2 separate regions of the Homo sapiens genome follow, and region 1 is linked to region 2. A link is a contact called in ENCODE Hi-C or POLR2A ChIA-PET data. All regions are on one chromosome and are shown on one strand. The core of a region is the stretch at or near the end of the contact, and the rest is flanking DNA. Distances in the headings are between cores, read along the strand shown.

Evidence for each region. Hi-C counts contacts between places; a loop is a spot of excess contacts on that map. ChIA-PET counts read pairs that join two places held with the same protein, here RNA polymerase II (POLR2A). Pooled maps may share reads with other maps.
Region 1: a loop to region 2 is called in a pooled map, with 3 times the contacts of the local background. The contact joins the promoter of LINC00563 here to the promoter of SIAH3 in region 2. A Hi-C loop is called at or near these places in 3 of 50 pooled maps. POLR2A ChIA-PET finds 5 or more read pairs at or near these places in 2 of 52 experiments (HEK293 and PC-3).

What each region holds. Positions count from the first base shown.
Region 1 is chr13:46,295,080-46,300,030 of GRCh38, forward strand. LINC00563 (long intergenic non-protein coding RNA 563) reads right to left here and starts at 2,765. Exons shown (of 1, transcript NR_047493.1): 1 at 1,366-2,765. All of the region lies in intron 2 of LOC105370194 (a long non-coding RNA gene), which reads right to left. RefSeq lists an enhancer at 1,353-2,552.
Region 2 is chr13:45,850,393-45,855,663 of GRCh38, forward strand. SIAH3 (siah E3 ubiquitin protein ligase family member 3) reads right to left here and starts at 1,361. Exons shown (of 2, transcript NM_198849.3): 1 at 1,103-1,361. The coding sequence starts at 1,237. RefSeq lists an enhancer at 1-470.

The DNA.
Region 1 (4,951 bases), core at 1,515-4,014, 450 kb after region 2:
GAAACTCCGTCTCAAAAAAAAAAAAAAGAGTGGATTCCACACAGTGTAATTTCAAGGTTATAAATGTAAGCATGTTTAAGGCTTTTCATACGAGAAGCCAATTTGTTTTCTGAAAACTGTGTTCCTGCTAGTGTACATTCCTGGCAGGCTACACACTTGTTCTTCCCACTACACAATCATCGAGACATTGAGAATTGTCTTCTGAAATATTTAATACTTTCATATGGGAAAATGGTGTCTTCTTGTGGTTATTTTAATTGTCTTTGTTTTAAATTCTCTGTTTTCCAATGGTTCAATTTTCTAGTCCTTCTGAGTTTTGTAGGCAGTAAGCATGGCATAAATCCTAAATAAATAGAGGAAATGCTTCACTATTTTTCCTGGAACTGGACTTAGCTATTTTATTTTTAAAAGGAAAGAAAAACCTAGAAAAGGGAAAATCTACAAGTGTCAGACCCTCCCACACTTCTATGGTTTGTTCCAGAAAAAGGAACAGCTTCTTTACTCTGAGGAACCAGAAAGAAGCTTGCTCTGTTCCTCTTCTCAACAGCCAGAGCTTCAGCGCTAGCACCTGTGTTATCAAGAGAAGCTGAGTCCAGAACACGTGATGGGAAGCATGTGGGTATGTATGTGTCAAAGCTGCTTTGAGCCTCACTCTGTGCTTTTTCTCTTCTTCTAACAAATTCATCACCGGTGTTATTGTGTCAGTGCATGCTGAGAATTTTATGCAACTTAGTGTATATCTGATTATCAAGCATTCAAATCCCAACATCTGTGCTCAAATATAAGGAAATAGGTCAAACAGAGACGCCTCCTCCTGCTGCAACGCCTTTCACACTGCGTCAAAGAGTTGCATCAAACAGGATGATCAGTGTTGCAAGGTGTGGAGACCACAAACTGTCTGCCACCACTGCCAGGCACCATGTAACCTCAATTCTTCCCTGGCAAATAGTGTCTGACACAGTGCAAAAGGGCAGCACTGTTAGAAAGACTGCAGCTCTAACTAAAACTGATGATCAAGCAAGAGGAAAAAATCCGATTATCAGCTATTTTAGAGTACATTTAAATTCCCAAGTGCAATGACCCCTAAATGCAAACCATTGTTTTTGACCAGCTATGACTAAAACAGCTAAAAAGGATTGAGAAACAGCAAGAGAGAAACTATGCCCTCTAAAGAAGCAGACTTCCTGCCTTGGCTAGCTTGTGTTAGAGCAGATTCTGCCAAATAATACCACTATAAAACGTGTCTTCAAAAAAGCTGTATCTTCCAAAAGATGATGTAACAGTTGCTCTAGGGAGGCAATAGCAATGTTCAGATGAATGGTGAATTCCTTTCCTATTGCTGCTCTAACAAATTACCACAAATCAGTGGCTTAAAACAAAACAGCTTTATTACTGCACAGTTTTGGAGGTCTGAAGTCTGAAATGGGTTTCACTAGGTACAAGTCCAGGTGTCAGCAGGGGTGTGTTCCAGCTTCTAGAGGCTTCCTGCATTCCTTCGCTCATGGCCTCACTCCTCCATCTTCTAAGCCAGCAATGTCAGGCTGAGCCTTCCTCATGCTGCCGCCTTTCTGATTCTTTCTCTCCTGCCTCTCTCTTATAAGGAACATTGTGATGACATTGGACCCACCCAGATGATCCCAGATAGTCTCACCATCTCAAGGTCAGCTGATTATCAACCTTAATTCAGTCTGGAACCTCAAGTCTCCCATTGCCATGTGACATAACATAGTCACAGGTTCCAAGGATTAGGATGTAGATATCTTTGGGGGGCTATTATTCTCCCTATCACAAAAGGGAACACCAGAGTCTTCAGTTTAGCAATCTTCAAGGAATGTTGACAAAGCAAGAATCTGAGGCTTTGAGAATGTAGGTAATTTTCCCGAAGACATTCTGCAAGTAGGAGATAGAGCTGGAACATGACCAGATCTGTCTGCCAAGTAAGCCCAGGCTCATCCTCCACACGCTGCCCCCATCAGGAGGCAACCTGGCCCCTTCTACTGAATCTCTACATCAGATGGAGCCTGCATATGACTCAGCAGAAACCTCAGAGGAAATTCTGCTTCCTTCAGGAATTTCAGGGCATGGTGGTGATTGGAAAGAGTCAGGACAGTTGGCCTTTACTTCATATTGCATCACAACCACTAAGTGGCTTTGGGAAGTTTGCTAAAACTTTCAGGTTCTAAGGATCCTCGGCTGTGAAACCAGGAACTTGGACTAGATGGTGTCTAAGACATCTTTCAGTTCTAAAATTCTATAATTGAATGGTCTTATGGGTAAAACCACTTTGCTGCAGAACAGTGCCACTCAGAGCATAGTTTGTCGACCTCTGTCAGTCCAGAGTATTCGGTACCTGTCCATGACAAGATAAGGAGCTTAAGCCAAAATGTTAACCAACTACATCAGTAAGTGCACTGTTCAGTACTGCTGCCATTTGATTTTTTGTAGCAAGGCTTTCGTGGTGAAGGAAGCAGTGTGTTGATTTACTTCCTGGCATAATCTTCTTATCTCATTGCAGATTGTTAGCAAATAGTTCCTGGATGAGATTCTGAATAATGCTGATGTAGAAAAAACATTAAAGTTCAGAGGTGAATATGTGCTTAATATCTGAAAATTTTTAGAGAATGACAGCTGGTTGTTCTTGCCTCACAGAAAGGAATAGTATCCAGTAAGTATTTGTAAAAATACAAATGATGAAACTATCTTTGGGATCTGTGATAGACTGCAGTATTTCTTCCAGATTATTTACACTCTCCCTGCAAGAAAATTATACATCCAGGTCTACTGCCATGGGCCTTCCTGTGGAATACATTTCTTCCCACTATTGACATCAGACTTGGGTCCAGGGACTTGCCTTGGTTAATGGAATGTGAGCAGATGGCTTATACCATGTCTCAGCAGAAGTTTTGGAAGTCATTCACGCCTGTAATCCCAGCACTTTGGGAGGCCAAGGCGGGCAGATCACTTGAGGTCAGGAGTTCAAGACCAGCCTGGCCAACACGGTGAAACCCTCTCTCTACTAAAAATACAAAAATTAACTGGGTGTGGTAGCGCACGCCTGTAGTCCCAGCTACTAGGGAGACTGAGGCAGAAGAATTGCTTGAACCCAGGGGGTGGGGGTTGCAGTGATCCAAGAGTGCGCTACTGCACTCCAGCCTGGGCGACAGAGCAAGACTCCATCTCAACAACAACAACAACAACAAAAATCATTGCATAGTTCAGCCATGGCTTTTTTTCTTCTCTTAAAAAATGTGGGGGCAGGGAGGGGAAGGAAGGGGGTGTCCTAGGTAGGGGTGAATCTTTCAGCCTGTAAACCAGAATGAAGAAGACATGTAGAGCAGAGCTATAGTCAACCCTAGCTGACATATATTGTAAGCAAAAAATAATCCTTTGTCATTGTCCCTGAGATTTTGGAATTGTTTGTTACTGCAACCTAACCGAACAAATGCTGGTAGAACAATTTGTATTCCTTTGGGTATATACCCAGTAATGGAATTGCTGGGTCAAATTGTAGCTCTGTTTTTAGCTCTTTGAGCAATCACCACACTGGTTTCCACAATGGTTGAACTAATTAACACTCCCACCAAGAGTATATAAGAATTCCCTTTTCTCTGCAACCTCACCAGCATCTGTTATTTTTTGACTTATTGATAATAGCCAATCTGACCAGTGTGAGATGACATCTCATTGTTGTTTTGATTCGCATTTCTCTAATTAGTAGTGCATTCTTCTTTCTATTAGTAAGTACAACAAAGTTTTTACCTCAATAGCCTCATGGCCCAGTCAGGACTGCTTTATCTCAAAAAGCAAAGCAGAAACTACAGCTATTATGAAGTCAATGACAGTAGCATTGTTTACCCCCAGGCAAATAGATTTCTTATTGCTGAGAGCATACCCACCTCCTCCAACACACACACACACACACATACAGGATATGGATTAAGTTGAATGGTTCAAGTGTTTTATGTTTTCATAGCCACACTCCACTTCCAATAACTTACAAAGTCCTGTCAGTTCTACCTCCACCTCTTACATGTCTCTCCAATGTCTCTGGTTCCACTGCCACTATTCCATTCCAGGCCATCATTATCTCTCATCTGGACAATTGTGATAATTTACTAAGTGGTATGGCCATATACATCAACTCTTCCCCCACTCTAGCTAGCTTGCTATATAATTCTACAAAAGTCAGGGCTGGGCATGGTGGCTCATGCCTGTAATCCCAGCACTTTGGGAGGCTGAGGTGGGCAGATCACGAGGTCAGGAGATCGAGACCATCCTGGCTTGATCTCCTGTCTCTACATGGTGAAAACCTGTCTCTACTAAAAATACAAAAAATTAGCCGGGCGTGATGGCGGGCACCTGTAGTCCCAGCTACTCGGGAGGCTGAGGCAGGAGAATTGTGTGAACCCAGGAAGTGGAGCTTGCAGTGAGTCGAGATCACGCCACTGCACTCCAGCCTCGATGACAGAGTGAGACTCCATCTAAAAAAAAAAACAAAAACAAAAAACAAAAAACAAAAGTCAGCTTTCCAAAATGTAAAATTAATCACATTATTGCCCTGCTTAAAACTCATTCAGTAGTCACAAAGGAGAGAAAAAAAGGAATCAAACTTTATCACTACAGAAAATGACCAAACTGCAAAAATAAACAATGAGAAGAAGTAAGGAATAAGTAATATGCAAAACAACCAGAAAACAATCTATAAAATGATAAGAGTAAGTCTTTACCTATCAATAATAACTGTGAATGTAAATGTATTAAATTACTCAGTTAAAAGACATAGGTTGGCCAAATTGAAAAAAAAGTAAGACCCAACTATATGCTGCCTACAAGACACTCACTTCACCTGTAAATACAAGCTTTATGTGAAGGGATAGAAAAAGATATGTCATGAAAATGGAAACCAAAAGCAAGGAGGAGTAGCCATGCCTATGTCAGATAAAACAAACTT
Region 2 (5,271 bases), core at 111-2,610:
ACAGATCTATCCTCACAGAGACTGTCAGGCACTGTCGCTACAGACACGGCCCCTCCCCCGGCACTCAGTCCTGCCTGCCTTACACAGGAGTACAGGAAAGGAACTTCCAATGAGTCCATCTTTTATGTTAGGAGAGAGGCAAGGTGCTGAGTTTCCCATCCGGGGAGTTCAGCTGCACCCTCTCCCCAGCCCCCACCTCCCTGACTTCCCCTCCTCCCTACTACCCCTAACCAGTGGCCCATCATTCCTTTCCCAGTCAGTCTTGGCTGTGATGTTAAGCGGCTCTGCCGGACCCCATATTTTGTCTGGTCTCTAAAAGGGCACTGACCTGAGGGTACAAATGCAGAGGCCCCGGGGCAGCTAGGCAGCCGCGAGCAACCCAGCACCCAGCTGCCTAGGGTGCTCCAGGCAGCGGCGGCAGCAGCTAGAAGCTGGTGTCATTATTACACAAGCCAGGCAAATCCTGCTCCAGTACACAGAGCGCATCTAACCAGCAGGAAGGAAATAAGCCAAAATCCTCCCGACACCACACACACACACACACACACACACACACACACACACACACACACGAGTCTGAGGACAAGGACAAACACTTTGCAGAAAGAACCCTCCCCCCACCCCACCGACGTCCAAGTCCCTGTTTCAGGATTCCTCACCCCCCAGTAGCTTCTAAAATCCTCGTGTTTGACCACCTCTCCCAACACATGGGACAGAGAGAATTTGGCTAACTTCAAATCCTGTCTCCTGAGCACTTGCCCACAAATAGTAGGGGGAGTGATGGGGACGCCCCCCTGTTCCCTCCACCACCCTCACTTCTGCCCCCCACGCCACTCTCAGGTTGACAGCGTCGGGGAAAGACATCAGACCATCAATCCAGCTTTTCCTGCCAGCTGGGGAAACAACACTCGGTCACTAACAGCACCCAATCACCTAGAGAGCGAGAGTGAGCCGAGGCAAACACGCCGGGTTCCAGACACCGTCCCAGCCCCCGAGACCCGGGTTTGCAAAGGGCTGCACACGTTCGCCGGAGGGTCGCTGCCGCCTCCGAGAAAGGACTTGAACCTGAGCCCGGTGAAGGTAAAATGACACAGAGACTCACCTTTAGGTTGTGTGTGGGGTTGACGACACAGACAAGTTGCCCGGCAGCGGAGAAAACCCGTTTAGCCTTGTAGTGCTGAAACCGGAGATGAATGAGATCTAATACAGCCCCAAAGCACTGGGTAAAGAAAAGCATCACAACTTTTGGGGGGTTGTTGGTCCGGGAAGGCAGCGGAGGAAGCTGTGAGTCCTTGGGCCCTGGAAGGAGCGCAGCCTCTGAGACACTCCGCTCCAGCCCGGCTTAGCGCGCCTTCATATTCATCATCAAAATAAGACGGTTAGAATCTTGCAGCAGTGAGGCGGCCAATCAAAAGGACAGAAATGTTATCCTTGAGGTGCAGAGACAGCCAATAACAAATGCCTTCCCTACCGAAACTCCCTGATGAATTGAGCCTGGCGGAGAATGTATTATTGAACATTACCATAGATCAGCACATTGCATTTATCTTGTGATTACAGCCAACCATACCTAATGCTGGGGAGATAGGCTGACAAAATTGATTGCTTAATGTGTCTCCATTTATTAATTGACTTAATTTAACATGAGAGCCTTTCTTAATGCCCTGGCAAGAACGTAAAGCGTTTAAGCCGCCAAATAGTACAACACCCCGCTCCAAAGTAGGCAGATGGATAACGCAGATCATGGCTCGACTCACCAGAGCTGCTTGGGAGAAAATAAAATATTACTAGACTCTGAATCCAGATAAGGACTTGGCAGCAGCAAAAATGTGTATCTTTCAATCTTGCGTTCTGACTTTCTGCAATTTGGATTACAGCCCCTTGATAAATCTTACTCTCCACTCTTTATCAAAGAAAAGAATCCCTGACAAATTCATTTGGAGTTGAGGGGTGGAGGGAAGCACATACATATATATTACTATACATATATATATATTTTCTTTTTTTCAAAATACTGTGATTACTGAAGTCTGAAAGTATTAAAGGATAAAAATGCACAGAGTATGCTTCAAAAAATAATGAAATCCCTGATGCATGAATGCACACACACAGAAAAACCTACACTGAGAGGAAAGAGGCTTGTAAATCAGCAAAATAATTACAGATGCAGAGAACCTTTGCTTGTCATTCATTTGCATATTGGTGGGCAGCAAATTGCTAATTAACCACTAGATTGCTGGAGACATTAAAATAGAGATTAAGGATGCACATACCACATCATTTACTTGTTTCTGCAAATGCTAGCAGCACATTTCTGTGCTGGCACAGGCAGAGGGCATTCCAGTCCTCAGACTGCAAACCTGTCCTTGCTCCCCAGAACAGGGCTGGTGGGTGGGCGGGAGGCCGCTGGTTCTTGAAGAAAGATTCCTAAGCAGTACTTGAAGGGTTTTGGGTTTTTCGGGACTAGCTCTGATGGTTTAGTCTTTGCAGCTAAAGCAGGGGAGTTCAGTGTATTGTGTTTTCCCTCTTCCCTGGTTGTTTCTCTCTTGAGAAGTCAGGCCAGATCCAGTGCTGCCTGGAGCAGGATCAGCCCCCACTGTGAATTGTACCCTGTGAGTGTGAGCCCCCTCCCTCATGGCTCTTGTTCTGCTCTGGCTACAATGCTTGGGTTGTAATGTATGCAAAACATATGCACACGTGGAACACCTAGGTCTGTGACCTGGTCAGGCAGTTAAACTAACAACAGAATAACATACGGGATAAAAATAATGCACAAGTTTATTGATGCCAGGACAGAGCCCAGGCTGTTCATTTTAACTTGCATTTAAAACCAAACCAATGTTTTAAGAGACAAGCTGAACACCAATTAAACATGGAAACTTTGCACTTTTAAAATAACGACACTGGCACCAAACTAGAAGATGACAACATTTGAACTGATTAGAACCTCATCAATGTGATATTTTTATAGGACCTGAGTCCCTGGAGCCACTTGTTACATGGCATATAATAAAGGTTGCTGGCCCACAAAACCAGAATCTGCTTTCTAAAGTTTGAATTGTCCAGAAAATAAGCTTTCAGCAGTTCATTGGGAAAACATTTAATGTCCTTTCATTGGCTTACTTGTTTTAAAAACTAAAAGTGTGCAGATACTCTCATAGATTCCTTAAAGATATATTCATAATTTAGAAAGGTTCAAATTATTTTTACATCTTTGGCTCTAGTGGAACGATTGTGTTGATTTTTTGTTCTGTTTTGTTTCATTTTTCTTTACTTTTTAAAGATGTATTGTTTCCGTCATCCTGCTAGAAGTAAGTTCCATGAGAATGGGGATTTCTGCTGTTTTTTTTTTTTTTTTGGAAAGGTATTTTTAAAATAAAATGATTGTACACAAAATAAGGATGCCAGCAAATAGGTCAAAGATCTATAACTTTGTGTTGATAATCTCATGCTTGTGCTTAAGATATAAAAATCAATGCTCCTTTAATTTTATCTTGATTTTTAAGAAATTAAAGACCTAATGTTTTTAGAGTAGTTTTAGGTTCACAGCAAAATTGAGAGGAAAGTACAGAAATACCTCATTTTGCCCCTACCCCCACACCTGCACCACCTCCCCTATTATCAACACCCCCCCACTATAGGGGTGCATTTGTTACAATTAATGAACCCACATTGACGCATCACCATCATCCAGAGTTCATAGTTTATACTAGGCTCACTCTTGGTGTTGTACATTCTACGGGTTTGAACAAATGTCAAATGACCCAAATCCATTGTTAGAGTAACATACAGAGTATTTTCACTGCTCTAAATATCCTCCGTGTTCTGCTTATTCATCCCATCCCACCAACCTCCCCCAGCTCTTGGCAACCACTGATTTTTATGCTGTCTATGCCATAGTTTTGCCTTTTTCAAAATGTCACGTAATTGGAGCCATATAGTATGTAGTCTTTTTGAACTGGCTTCTTTCACTTAGTAACATGCATTTAATATCCATGTCTATTCATGACTTGATAGCTCATATGTTTTTAACACTGAATAGTATCCCATTGGGTGACCACAGTTTATTTATCTGTTCATCTATGGAAGGATATCTTGGTTACTTTCAAGTTAATTTTTGTGAATTGTGTAAGATCTGTGTCTAGATTCCTTTTTTAAATCTGCATACAGATGGTCCAGTTTCAGCACCATTTGTTGAAAAATTGTTAGATTTACAACTATGTCTTCTTGGGTGCTAATGTAAATAGTATTGTGTTTTTAATTTCAAATTCTACTTGGTAATTGTTTACTTACAGGAAATCAATTGACTTTTTATGTGTTAACCTTGTATTCTACACCTTTGCTATGATCATTTATTAGTTTGAAGTATTTTTGTTGATTCTTCTGAATTTTCTACATAAACAATCATGTCATCTGTAAACAAAGGTAGTTTTATTTCTTTTTTCTCAATCTGTATATCTTTTATTTCCTTTTCTTGTCTTATTGCATTAGCTAGAACTTCCAGTGCAATATTGAAAAGAAATGGTGAGAGAGGACATCCTTGCCTTGTTCCTGATCTTAGTGGGAAAGCTTCTATTTTCTCACCATTAAATATGATGTTGGCTGTAGGTTTATTGTAGTTATTATTTATCAAGTTGAAGAAATTCCCTTCTACTCCTACTTTACTGAGAGTTTTTATTATGAATGGGTGTTGGATTTTGTCAAATGCTTTTTCTACATCTATTAATATGATCAGGTGATTTTATTTCCTTAGCGTGTCGATGTAATTAATTACATTAATTGACTTTTAAATGTTGAACCAGCCTTGTGTACTTGGAGCAAACCCATTATTATATAGCTTTTTTCCTTTATTATAACCTCAGCCAGTTATCTTAACCTCACCAAGGCTCAGTTCCCACAACTATGACATGGGAATAATAGACAATTATTTCTATTATAATAGAAATAAACTTTTTCTAAGTGCAATATACTTAGAAGGGTAAATGTTCCTGATATTACCCAGAGACCAGGATGGGGAAGGTGAAGCCTGAAGGGCTGCAGAGTGCCGATCCATATCAGCCATGAGACTAGCAGCACACACCTGCTACTACAGATTCTTTCCCTGGCTTCAGACTTGAGCCCTAGCTCTAACTCTTTACCCAAAAACTGGCTTCTGTCACTCTATTTTAGAATATGAAGTACATCAATCTGTTCCTAGAGACAGTCTTAAAAATAATCATTCGATGGGCAATGTTTGGAACTTACCATAATAATAAATGTTGATGATTAATG